2 separate regions of the Homo sapiens genome follow, and region 1 is linked to region 2. The links are chromatin contacts, found by Hi-C in ENCODE. All regions are on one chromosome and are shown on one strand. Each heading gives the region's core, a stretch centred on a gene start or an enhancer-like site at or near the end of the contact. The rest is flanking DNA. Distances are from core to core; before and after follow the strand shown.

Region 1 (5,598 bases), core at 2,694-5,193, 970 kb before region 2:
GTCATGGGAAAAGGAGTGACAAGCCATAACAAAGCAAAGGTCTCCTTCACCAACATCCTCACATCCTCACACACTGACACATGCACCCATTCATACATACACACACACTCACATACCTACATATTCACACCCTACTCACATCCCCACACTCCCACGCCTTCCACACACTCACATCCTTACACTCACATACATTCACACCCACACTCACACACATACTCCCACCCCAACCCCCAGGGGCTGCACCCAATCAGCACGGAGTTGTTCTCCTCTATTGTAAACATCCTACAAAAGTGAAAGGTCATCTCACATTTCCCCATATGCAAGAGAAAAGTGCTCTCACTTTATTCACAGGCAAATGGGGTTTTACTTGGTGCTTCCTTTGATGCCAAGGCATGAGATTTCCTTCTTTGCAGTGGTGGGCGTTTCTTGCATTTGGTTTCCCAGAGTTGCTCAAAGGAAAAAAACAAAAACAAAAAAAAACAAAAAAAACCCAAAAAACAAAAAACCCCACCACACACGCCCTTGCTCCCTTTCCCCAGTGAGGTATGACTTGGGCCCTGTCACAAAGCGATCTGGCTGCAGAGTTTTCCTTCTAGCCTGACACTTAGATAACTCCCTTGTACCACAGCATTCCCTTGAATTCCCAAGCCTGCCTGAGAGTGGCATGAGGAATCCCTATTAGAGGCTGGGATAAGAGTGGACTCAAATCACCTGAAATCCCCTCACTGGAAAATCACCTCTTGAAACCTCAGTTTCCATGTTTTAAACTGTGGGGTGAGACTACATGACAGTTAAATCCCTTTGGCTCTAGAGGTCTATAACTCTGTGGTTCTGTGGTCCAAAGCAGGACTGCTCAGTAACTCTGGTCAGTGTTTCCATTCCCACCCTCAGTTGAGTGGCCTGTTTGGGGCCATTAAAGAAGCCCAGGTTTGACAGAAAAGGACTTAATCCTGTGACAATATAGGACTGCATCCAACTTTCCTTGGGGAGCCTCTTAGACTAGAGAGTCACTGAAGGTTTTGAGGTTGGCTTTTGATGACTACCATCTGACATCAAGTTATAGAAGCTTCTAGTGCTTACCTTTTTGCTTTCTCTTTCTTTCCTTCCTTTCTTTTCTTTCTTTCTTTCTTTCTTTCTTTCTTTCTTTCTTTCTTTCTTTCTTTCTTTCTCTTTCTTTTTTCTTTCCTTCTTTCTTCTTTCTCTTTCTCTATTTTCTCTTTCTCCTTCCTTCCCTCCTTCCCTCCCTCTCTTCCATCCTTCCTTCCTTCCTTCCTTCCCTTCCTTCTTTGTCTTGCTCTGTCACCCAGGCTGGAGTACTATGGCACGATCTCAGCTCACTGCAACCTCTGCCTCCCGGGTTCAAGGGATTCTCCTGCTTCAGTCTCCCAAGTAGCTGAGATTACAGGTGGGCATCACCACACCCAGCTGATTTTTTTGTATTTTGGTAGAGACAGGGTTTCACCATGTCTGCCAGGATGGTCTCAAACTCCTGGACTTCAGTGATCTGCCCACCTCGACCTCCCCAGGTGCTGGGATTAGGGATTATGGGATTATTACTGGCGTAAGCCACTGTGCCTTGCCCTTTTTGGTTTCTTCTAAGCCAGTTCCAACCCCAAGCATCCTTCTTGGGCCCACAATTCTGGCTACACAAAAGGAAACATTTTCTAAACAATAAGAGATGTTCAACCATGGCATGGGCAGACTACAAAGTGAGATTCTCCCTGTCCCAGAATATCCCCACTGAGACATCTGTCTGTCCTGGCAGGAGTAGGAGCCATGTTTATAATGAAAGGAAGGCTGAACTAGAAGAGCTTTGAAGTCCCTCCAAATTCCAAGACCTCATTATAGAACCTAAGCCTTGTGAAGATAGAAATAAAATCAGGGCAGCAGAGAAGAAATCACATACTCACATTTACCAAGCATCACTCATGGCCAACACATACTTATTTTGACTTCACTCTGGTGCTGGTTTCAGAGAACCAAGATGATGTCCACTATAAACTCTGTTTGTTACAGTGAAAAGCACGCAGGCATGGAGCTTTCACTGTCAGGATAAACACGCATCATGCAGCACTGCTGAATTTTACACTGGTGGCCCTTGTGATTTTTACATTTGTGTCCTCTCATTTGCTGATCCCCACAATGGTCTTGTCAGCTTTGCAGATACCTGTATCATTACCCTCATTCTACTGAGAGAAACCCTTGAGTTGAGAGGCGTGGAATAGATTAACACGTAGCATATCTTTCCAGATCACTGTTGAGGACATTTTTGGAGGAGAAACCTTTACATGAGAGGAGGAATTTTGGTTTTAACCAGTCACTTGCTCGTGAAAAGGAAATAATTAGGCTGGGTTCTTCTATAATATTCACAAATTATGGCTGTTCTAAATGTCCTGCTTTGAGAATTGTCTTGCTATTGAAAGTAGATTCATTTTAAAATAAATTTTGAGCTGCAGTGTTAGTTTCAAAGTGAAGAGCCTGATCATGATTCACCAGGCTATTTATAGTAGTCTCTTCTTATACCAGACGTTTTATGTGTGTGTGAGAGAGACAGGGAGGAGAAAGAAGAAGAAATCACTCATTTCTTAAAACTGAAGAAGTGTGCAATGATCAAAACCCATCATGTGAACCCCATCAGAGGACTTTATAATTGTTATTCTTACTCTTCTGGTTTTGTGCTCATTCAGATTCATAATTCCAAAACTTTCTATCCTCAACTGGAAGAGGTGTAGTGAAGAGGATGTGAGTCCTGAGAAATAAAGAGTGCAGTTCACCAGGAAACCTCTTATGAGCATGCCAATCAGTAGCTCAATTCGAATCGCACAGCATTTTCCTTCAACAAAGATGAGTCACGATGCAGCAGTTCTGGATAAGGTTTCAGTCTCAGGTCTGTGCTCAGTAGCTGGGTGACTTTGGGCAAGAACTTCCTCTCTTTCCTCTCTCTGATACTCGTTTTTTCATTCACTCATTCATTCGTTTTCTCATTCACTGGTAAGTGGGCGTACCAGTACTTACCTCAGGGGATTTTTGTGAGGATTAAATAAAATGGTAATGCCAGCTTTCAGTGCTTTGTGAAACTTTCGCATTCTATGATAATGTCAGGCTTCACTGTTTTCTGGAAAGTTGTCTAATTTACTACTGTTTTATTACCATTCCTGAGGAAGGGCTGCTTTCTATTCCTGTTTGTATGATTTTCTTTTTTTTTTTTTTTTGAAACGTAGTCTCACTCTGTCACCCAAGCTCGAGTGCAGTGGCATGATCTTGGCTCACTGCAACCCCTGCCTCCCGGGTTCAAGTGATTCTCGTGCCTCAGCCTCCCCAGTAGCTGGGATTACAGGCGCATGCCACCATGCCCGGCTAATTTTTGTATTTTCAGTAGAGACGGGGTTTCACCATGCTGGCCAGGCTGGTCTCTAACCCCTGACCTCAAGTGATCCGCCTGCCTTGGCCTCCCAAAGTGCTGGGATTACAGGCGTGAGCCACTGCACCTGGCCTGTTTGTATTATTTTCTACCACTATTACTATTCCTAAAGTAGAGCAGCTTTCTTTCCTCCTTCTCCCTCTTCAATGACTTAACAAACATTATTAAATATCCACATCCACAGCTTTTTCATCTTTTGTTTCCCAAAGAGTGAATAAGTGAAGTGACATGGTTACTGCTGGGCATATTTATGTAGGAGAGGTGGGGGTGGGCAGAAAGGGGACAACAGTCAGAAGAGATGAAGTAGTTGGGGTCAGAGGGTGGAAATGCCAGGGATGGAAAAAGACCTTGATCTTATAGGAAGTGGGATTGAAACGATGTGACTGTGTGGAAGAAGGAACTCAGCTCTCACCCCTATCCACCAAAGGCACATGACACTGTGGTGTGTCATGAATGTGAGAAAATGAGCTCTAGCAAAATCATTGAAGCTTCATATAAAAGCCACTATGCAAATAGGTCTTTTTCTGCCTTCAGTTTTATTCCCTTGAGTTTTAAGTTGACGCTTAAAACTCACCTTCCAGAAAAGAGAAATCTGTTGTCTACTGTAGTCAATGTGCCGTTTCATGTACCAGACATCTAACATCCCAGTAGGCTCTGTTTCAAAGGAGAAAAAAAGACATATTTTCATATATTTACTACTTTGAAAGTTAACTGGTCATTCAGTAAACAATTCTGGAAGAGTAGAATTAGAGGATAACTTCAATTATTTGTGTGTGTCCCAGTATTTTTTCTTTTTCTTGTTTAACAATGAACATATATATCTTTGGCCAAAAAGTCAGAAAAACAAGGTTACCTTAAAAACAAATTTAAAAAAAAATGATGAGGAATTTGTTTCTTAACTTACTTTTTTTTTTTTTTTTTTTTTTTTTTTTTTTTTTTTTGAGACAGGATCTTGCTCTGTTGCCTCGGCTGGAATGCAGTGATGCAGTGGCACGATCTCAGCTCACTGCAACCTCCACCTCCCAGGCTCAAGCAATCCTCCTGCCTCAGCCTCCCACATAGCTGGGACTACAGGTGCGTACCACCACGCCTGGCTAATTTCTGTATTTTTTATACAGACAGGCTTTCATCATGTTGCCCCGGCTGGTCTTGAACTCCTGAGCTCAAGAGATCCACCCACCTTGGCCTCCCAAAGTGCCGGGATTACATAGGCATGAGCCACTGCACCCGGCCTTAACTTACTCTTAAAACATGTGTTATTAAAATAACCCAAGGAAAGTACATGTGGCTTTAGCACCATAAGACAGAGCAAAAAAATAAAAATAAAGTATATGTGGTTCTTTTCTTTTCTTTTCTTTTCTTTTTTTTTTTTTTTTACTAGAATGCAGAAAGAATTCTCAACAGAGAAGATACAACTCATATAGAAAAACACTTTTTGGTCTTGTAAAAATACACTAATATAAATGACAAACCTTGTGTTCATCTCCATTCCTAGACTTATCATGGTATAGTACAATTATTTGGTGTGTGATCATTAGACAATGATGTACTTAAAGGGAAGTCCTATCTCATTTAATATGCCACATACCCAGCGCAGCACTTAGAATATAATAGGCTCCTAATAATTGTTAAGTAATGAATGAACAAATCATGTGATATTATCTATTTAATGCCAAAACACAGGCTGAACTGATTAAATAAATAACCACCAATCTGTAAGACAATGGTCAAATATGGCCCAACTTAATTTCAACCAAACATACTTGCAAAGAGACTAAATAATCAACTCCTGTATGTGTAAGTGTGAGTGTGTGTGTGCATGAGTTCATGCTCACGTGAGTGAGTGAAGTCATTTTGTTTCCTCTACCATCAAGTCACTTAGATTTGTTTTGATTTACAGCCAGGAGTGGAACCAGCAGAAACAACTCCTGAAAACAGGCTTCAGCTGCACCAAGCTAATTTCCTCAACAGTGAAACTTAGAGTGTATTTGAGGGGAGGCTGCGCTGGGGTTTTTTCCTAGGTTAGAAAGTTCCATCTAACCAGATGGAAATTTCTAGAAAATTAAGTCCCACCACCTGGATAACAGGAGATAAGAGAAGAGCAAAAGAGAAAGAAAGGGAGCGTAAGTACCCACATGTAGAGGGCAGGTGCTGTGTGGGCCCATCCACAGCTCCAT
Region 2 (5,082 bases), core at 2,384-4,883:
GACCTCAGATTCTTCATGTGTCAAATGAATCAATGGGACTCTCTGACTGCATTATACTAATGTTCTATAATCTATGATTCACTTTTCTAGAGGACTCAGCCAAGTTGGGGATTCCCTTATTTATCTAGTAGATTAAACTCTTCAGACTCTTAAAGAGGTAGAAGGAAATAGTTCGAGATGAGCAAAGTGGTTTTGTTTTGTTTTCCTTCCTCAACCCCCTTCCTGCATCATTGAGCTGGGTGAACAGTTGCTAAGAAAAAAGCGAAATGTTCCAAACTAGGGGACTTTTTGGACATAGATTCTGAAACTTCAGTTGTGATGTTGGCTGGACACAGTGGTTGGCTTTCTTTGTGGGGAATGGCACAAGAGAAGAGAAAGATCTGCTTTTCATATGTCAGAACTAATTGTGAAATAAGTGGGCCTACAGACTAATCTAATCATGCTTTTCTTTATTCACCTCATATAAAAGTCTCTTTAGAATGCATTTGAACACAATATATAATAATAATACTATAACATACATTGTGAGAAACATTTGAAAATGATAAAATGTCCACCTGAAACAATGCAGTGTTCATAGACATACATTGGTCATGCACATTTGTGCCATTTTCTGTAATTACTGAGTCACAATGCTGAACTGAAAGCATGAAACATATTTTACAAACTGAAACTGACATCAGTAAGAGGCCTAACAAGTGTTATCAGAAGAGGCTTCACATTTGCGTAATTTGCTACATCAGTTCACATTTTATTATAAAAATTCACATTGTTTTATTGTTTTCTTTTGTAATGAACTGGAACATGACATTCCTGCTTAATGGCAGGCAGGAGGCTACCTCTTCAAAGTCAGTAGTTCGGGAGCATTCAGAAGAATCATCTGTGAGCAAATGTAGTGTTTCCTTTTGAACCAAAGCCACAATGATAGTAGGATCCAGTTATAACCCAACTCATGCCCACATAGATTTGGATAGAACCTGGGTAAAAACTACATCCCATTGCCCCCTGCCCCTATCAAGCTATACAAAAGTAAAAGCTCAGTATAAACCATTTAGTATCTAATGTGAGAATATTGTTTCCAAAACTGGTTCATAAAGGGGTTGTGCAGAAGTAGCAACTCAGGCAGGGAAAGGGCAGACCCTTTGAACAAAAGCCCACCCCTGTCCTCTCTGCCAAGGGGGCCATATGTCTCTACTAAGTGACGTTTGGGTTATATAATACACAATACAAAACATTACAAGAAAAAGTCGTAACTCTTAGGCAGAGTTTTCTACACAAATTTAACACCACCATTGGCAGGCAATGTTAGATATATAAATTAATAACTTACAAAACATTACATTATATACATTAAGTAATAAATACACGGTTATAAACAGGAATGGAGGTGTTAGCGCAGAAGGCAGTGCAAGAGAAGGACGGCAGCATTACATTGAAAACAGCCTAACGGGGTGAAGAGAGGAGGTAGGGAACAGGGCCAGGGACTGTACAACTCCTGTGGGGGGCAGGGTCCAAGACACAGCAGGGCACACTGCTGAGTTCTATGCAGACTCTCACGGTGAACGACACCACTGCTCCTTTCTACCCCCTAATTTGTTCAATTTTATTCTGTTTACAGCAAAAAGTTAAAAGTACTGTTGGAGGCAGGCAAACAGAGAGAAGTTTTAAGAGTGACTGTGGAGTTGGACTGGACAACAGGGGAAGGAAGTAAAATGTGGTTAGAAGTGTATCCTTTCTGTCTGTTTGCAAAAGTAACTGTAGTAAAGTGAAGGATATTGCCCAAGAAAGAAGGAAGACTATTTTCTTTCCCTTTTCCAGAAAGAGTCAAAAAAGTTTGTCAACTTTGAAAGCTTATCTGTGTAGAAGTTGATACTAAACTCCAGGTATTCAACAGGCATTTTAAAGACATGAAAATGTTTTACAAAAAAGGCACACAGGTTGGCAGACAAAGGGACAAGTGAGAAGATTCATAAATGAAGTTATTAGTCAGTGAGTTCAGTCACTGTCGGGGATAAGTTCCCGAAACTTAGTGCAGAATGATCTCTCAGTTTTGTGTCTTCCATTTTCAAGCCATGTGTCTTGATCAGAATCGGCCCCCAGCAACAGCTTCAGCCCTCTCCACCAAGCTTGCCATCAAGGCAAGTCAACCGTGGGATTTCCTGAGCTGCTATTTGCTTCCTGGTCTTGCTTTCTGACTCCAAACTCAAGTAACTGAAAGGCCAGGTGGCCCTTGTCCTGTGCAGGTCTTGGCCCCCATGGTGGGCTGGCCCTACCACATAGCTGGCATGCTCATCAAGGATAGAATGTTCATCTCCACAGGGAGAGGGGGATTATGTATCCACGGGGGACTTGTCTTCTGTTGCAATGTCTATGTCAGTCTCTCCCAGGGAATCTCTGTTTTCTGGATCAATCACACAAAGCGTCTTTGTGCTGCTGAAATAGCTGTGTCCCTCTCCCTCCTTCTCAGGTCCTTCAGAATCTTCCTCATCGAGAGTCAGTTCAAACTGAAACTTCTCCATCAGACCCTGGCAGTCCCTGTTCTGCTCGTCCAGTGGTGGTGAGGGACTTTGAGGTATCATGCTCTGATACCAGTTCCTGTTATCTTCTAAGGTATCGAGAATGTCCTGAGCATCAGGCTGTACCAAATCTGCCCATGTCTCCCACAATGGATGGACAATGTAGTCGATGAAACCAACCTGGAGAAAAATAAGATGACACATCTGTTATTGTGATGGTGCTTGAAAAGTAAACAAGGTTTCCTGGTTTCCATGCAAAGAAAGAACATTAATAACTTCAGAAAGATCAATCATAATGGATTCCATGATTTGGGCACTCACAATACAGTGGGTCTTACACTGAATGCAATCGATGTATTCTCTCTTAATCCTGGAAGGTAAGTATTGCTGTTTACTATTTACAAAGGCAGAAACTACGACTTATTGAGATTAAATATCTTGTCAGAGGTCACATAACTAGTGACTGGTGGAGCTGGGACTCAGTCCCAGCTTCATCTGATTCCAAAGCCCGTGTTCATCTTGCTACAACAGACTGCATTTCCTTTTATGTGCGCCAGATAAGAAGTCTGGATGGAATCCTCATGATTTCCAGGGACCCAAAGACAAAGAATGACTTTGCCACTACTTGGATTCTGTGAGTCATTTTCTGAAGAAGGCAGGCCCAGGTCTAACGTGTTTTGACTCAATATTTTTTCCTTGTTAACTTTAAAATATGTTGCTATTCCAAAGTGATGAGGAGCTGGCTCCTGACTACTCTGGAATTTCTCAAGTTCTGTGGAATGCTTTTGGCTGGTAGAGGAGTTTGATGAAACACGTGAAAATACTTTGAGCCCTGAAAGAAACACATATCCCCTCGGTGGACATCCATGCAATTGTTTTGGATCTACAGAGCACGCAGTCATTTCCAACAGGTGAAAGAAGGGAAAATAAAAAACAATTAAGCAGTTCCTTTTGCTGATGTTCCTGTGATTAAATACCAGGCTTATGGCTCTGTTATGGTTTACTCAGGGGCTATGCATCCTGCATGAGCTAGCAGTGTGGCCTTACGCTGGCCTCCTCATTGTTGGACAAACAGGAAACACTGGGGGTGGGGACAAGTAGAGAGAAAGAACAGGCACTAGTTGAATGAGGGAAGGGAATTCCCCTGCCATGGTCTGGGGAGCTACAGAGATGCTGCATTGGGATTTAGGGGTAGATGGTCAAAGGGCACCCACCCATGGGACATTATATAGGTCTCTTTCCACACTACTGGAAACTTTCCTTTATTAACATGTTGGTAATTGGCCAGTCATTTAATACATCCAAGTTGTACTGTACACAAGAACTTTGGTCATATGTGATTCTTTCATAAATAAAATTATATATATATATATATATATATATATATATATATATATAGTATGATGTGTGTGTATATATATATATATATATGTATGATGTGTGTATATATATATGTATGATATATATATATTTTCTTATTCTTCTTCTTTCTGGTGCTTTCCTAGCCTTAAAAAGGAAGTTTCACAGCAAAGTCAGGGAATCTCTGATCTATACTGGTTACAAAAACTCAACCGTACATGATTCAGATATTTCTCTCACTTCCACCCACTCCTTTTCCCTCCCTTTTACTTCTTTATGTGTGCTTAATGAATGTTAGAGACTATTTTCAAGGTGTTTTCCAGGGACCCAAAATAACAAGCTCAAGGTAATGGAGAAAATTGAATAAGCTGAACACAGTGCAGTCATTTCCTTTCTTCGCTTGTTTTGCTTCTGCTAAGAAATGCTGAGAATGTTTTTGAAAGGTAGCTGCTAGTTATTTATTCCCTAGATCACAGGACGAGAGAGCTGTATGAATCCTGAGAGCACCCAGTAAAGAGCTTTACTGCTGGGCCAATCAGACAGTGTTCAGCAGAGCCCATTGGTGGGAAATACCAGAGTGGATAACGATGTCATGGCAACAGGAAGACCTGTCCCTAAGATGGAGAGTGAAGAGCTTTGGATGAGAGAGCTGCTGTAGTGGACCAAGAGGACAGCTTTGCACCTGACATGCTGGGGAAATATCTACTTTATCTATCTTGCAAGGCTGTTTGGGGATCCAAGTAAGATAATGTATGGAAAATGTGTGAAATGCTCCACAGAACATCATATAAACATAAAACATCACTGCTATTAATAAAAGGGTGTTATTCCTCCTTACTGATTCATATCTTGTTCCACTTAAGCCTTTGGGCTATTCGAATTAACCCTCATTAACAATGTTAACTTGCATTTTTACAGTATATTAGACTTCAGAGCACTTTCACAGATTTCTTTCTTTTTTTTTTTTTTTTTTTTTTTTTTTTGAGATAGAGTCTTGCTCTGTTGCCCAGGCTGGAATGCAGTGGCACAATCTCAGCTCACTGCAACGTCCGCCTCCTGGGTTCAAGCAATTTTCCTGTCTCAGCTTCCCGAGTAGCTGGGACTACAGGCACACACTACCATGCTCGACCAATTTTTTGTGTGTTTTTGGTAGAGACAGGGTTTCACCATGTTGGCCAGGCTGGTTTTGAACTCCTGACCTCAGGTG

What was found. A loop is a pair of places that touch in the nucleus more often than their neighbours do. Pooled maps may share reads with other maps.
Region 1: a pooled map shows a loop between it and region 2 (10-fold over the local background). The contact joins two enhancer-like sites. A Hi-C loop is called at or near these places in 10 of 37 single-sample maps with no recorded cell type and 13 of 50 pooled maps.

What each region holds. Positions count from the first base shown.
Region 1 is chr1:67,337,101-67,342,698 of GRCh38, reverse strand. IL12RB2 (interleukin 12 receptor subunit beta 2) reads right to left here. Exons shown (of 17, transcript NM_001374259.2): 9 at 3,996-4,075. Among named protein-coding and RNA genes, the nearest start is that of IL12RB2, 32 kb to the right of the region's middle. RefSeq lists enhancers at 271-360, 501-590, 3,714-3,793. Within about 2 kb of position 3,943, at least 4 of the 41 ENCODE cell types and tissues checked have a DNase peak (open chromatin) inside an H3K27ac peak, as active enhancers do.
Region 2 is chr1:66,369,927-66,375,008 of GRCh38, reverse strand. PDE4B (phosphodiesterase 4B) reads right to left here. Exons shown (of 17, transcript NM_002600.4): 17 at 435-2,696. The coding sequence ends at 2,331. Among named protein-coding and RNA genes, the nearest start is that of SGIP1, 160 kb to the left of the region's middle. RefSeq lists enhancers at 553-732, 1,679-1,728, 2,099-2,188. Within about 2 kb of position 3,633, at least 14 of the 41 ENCODE cell types and tissues checked have a DNase peak (open chromatin) inside an H3K27ac peak, as active enhancers do.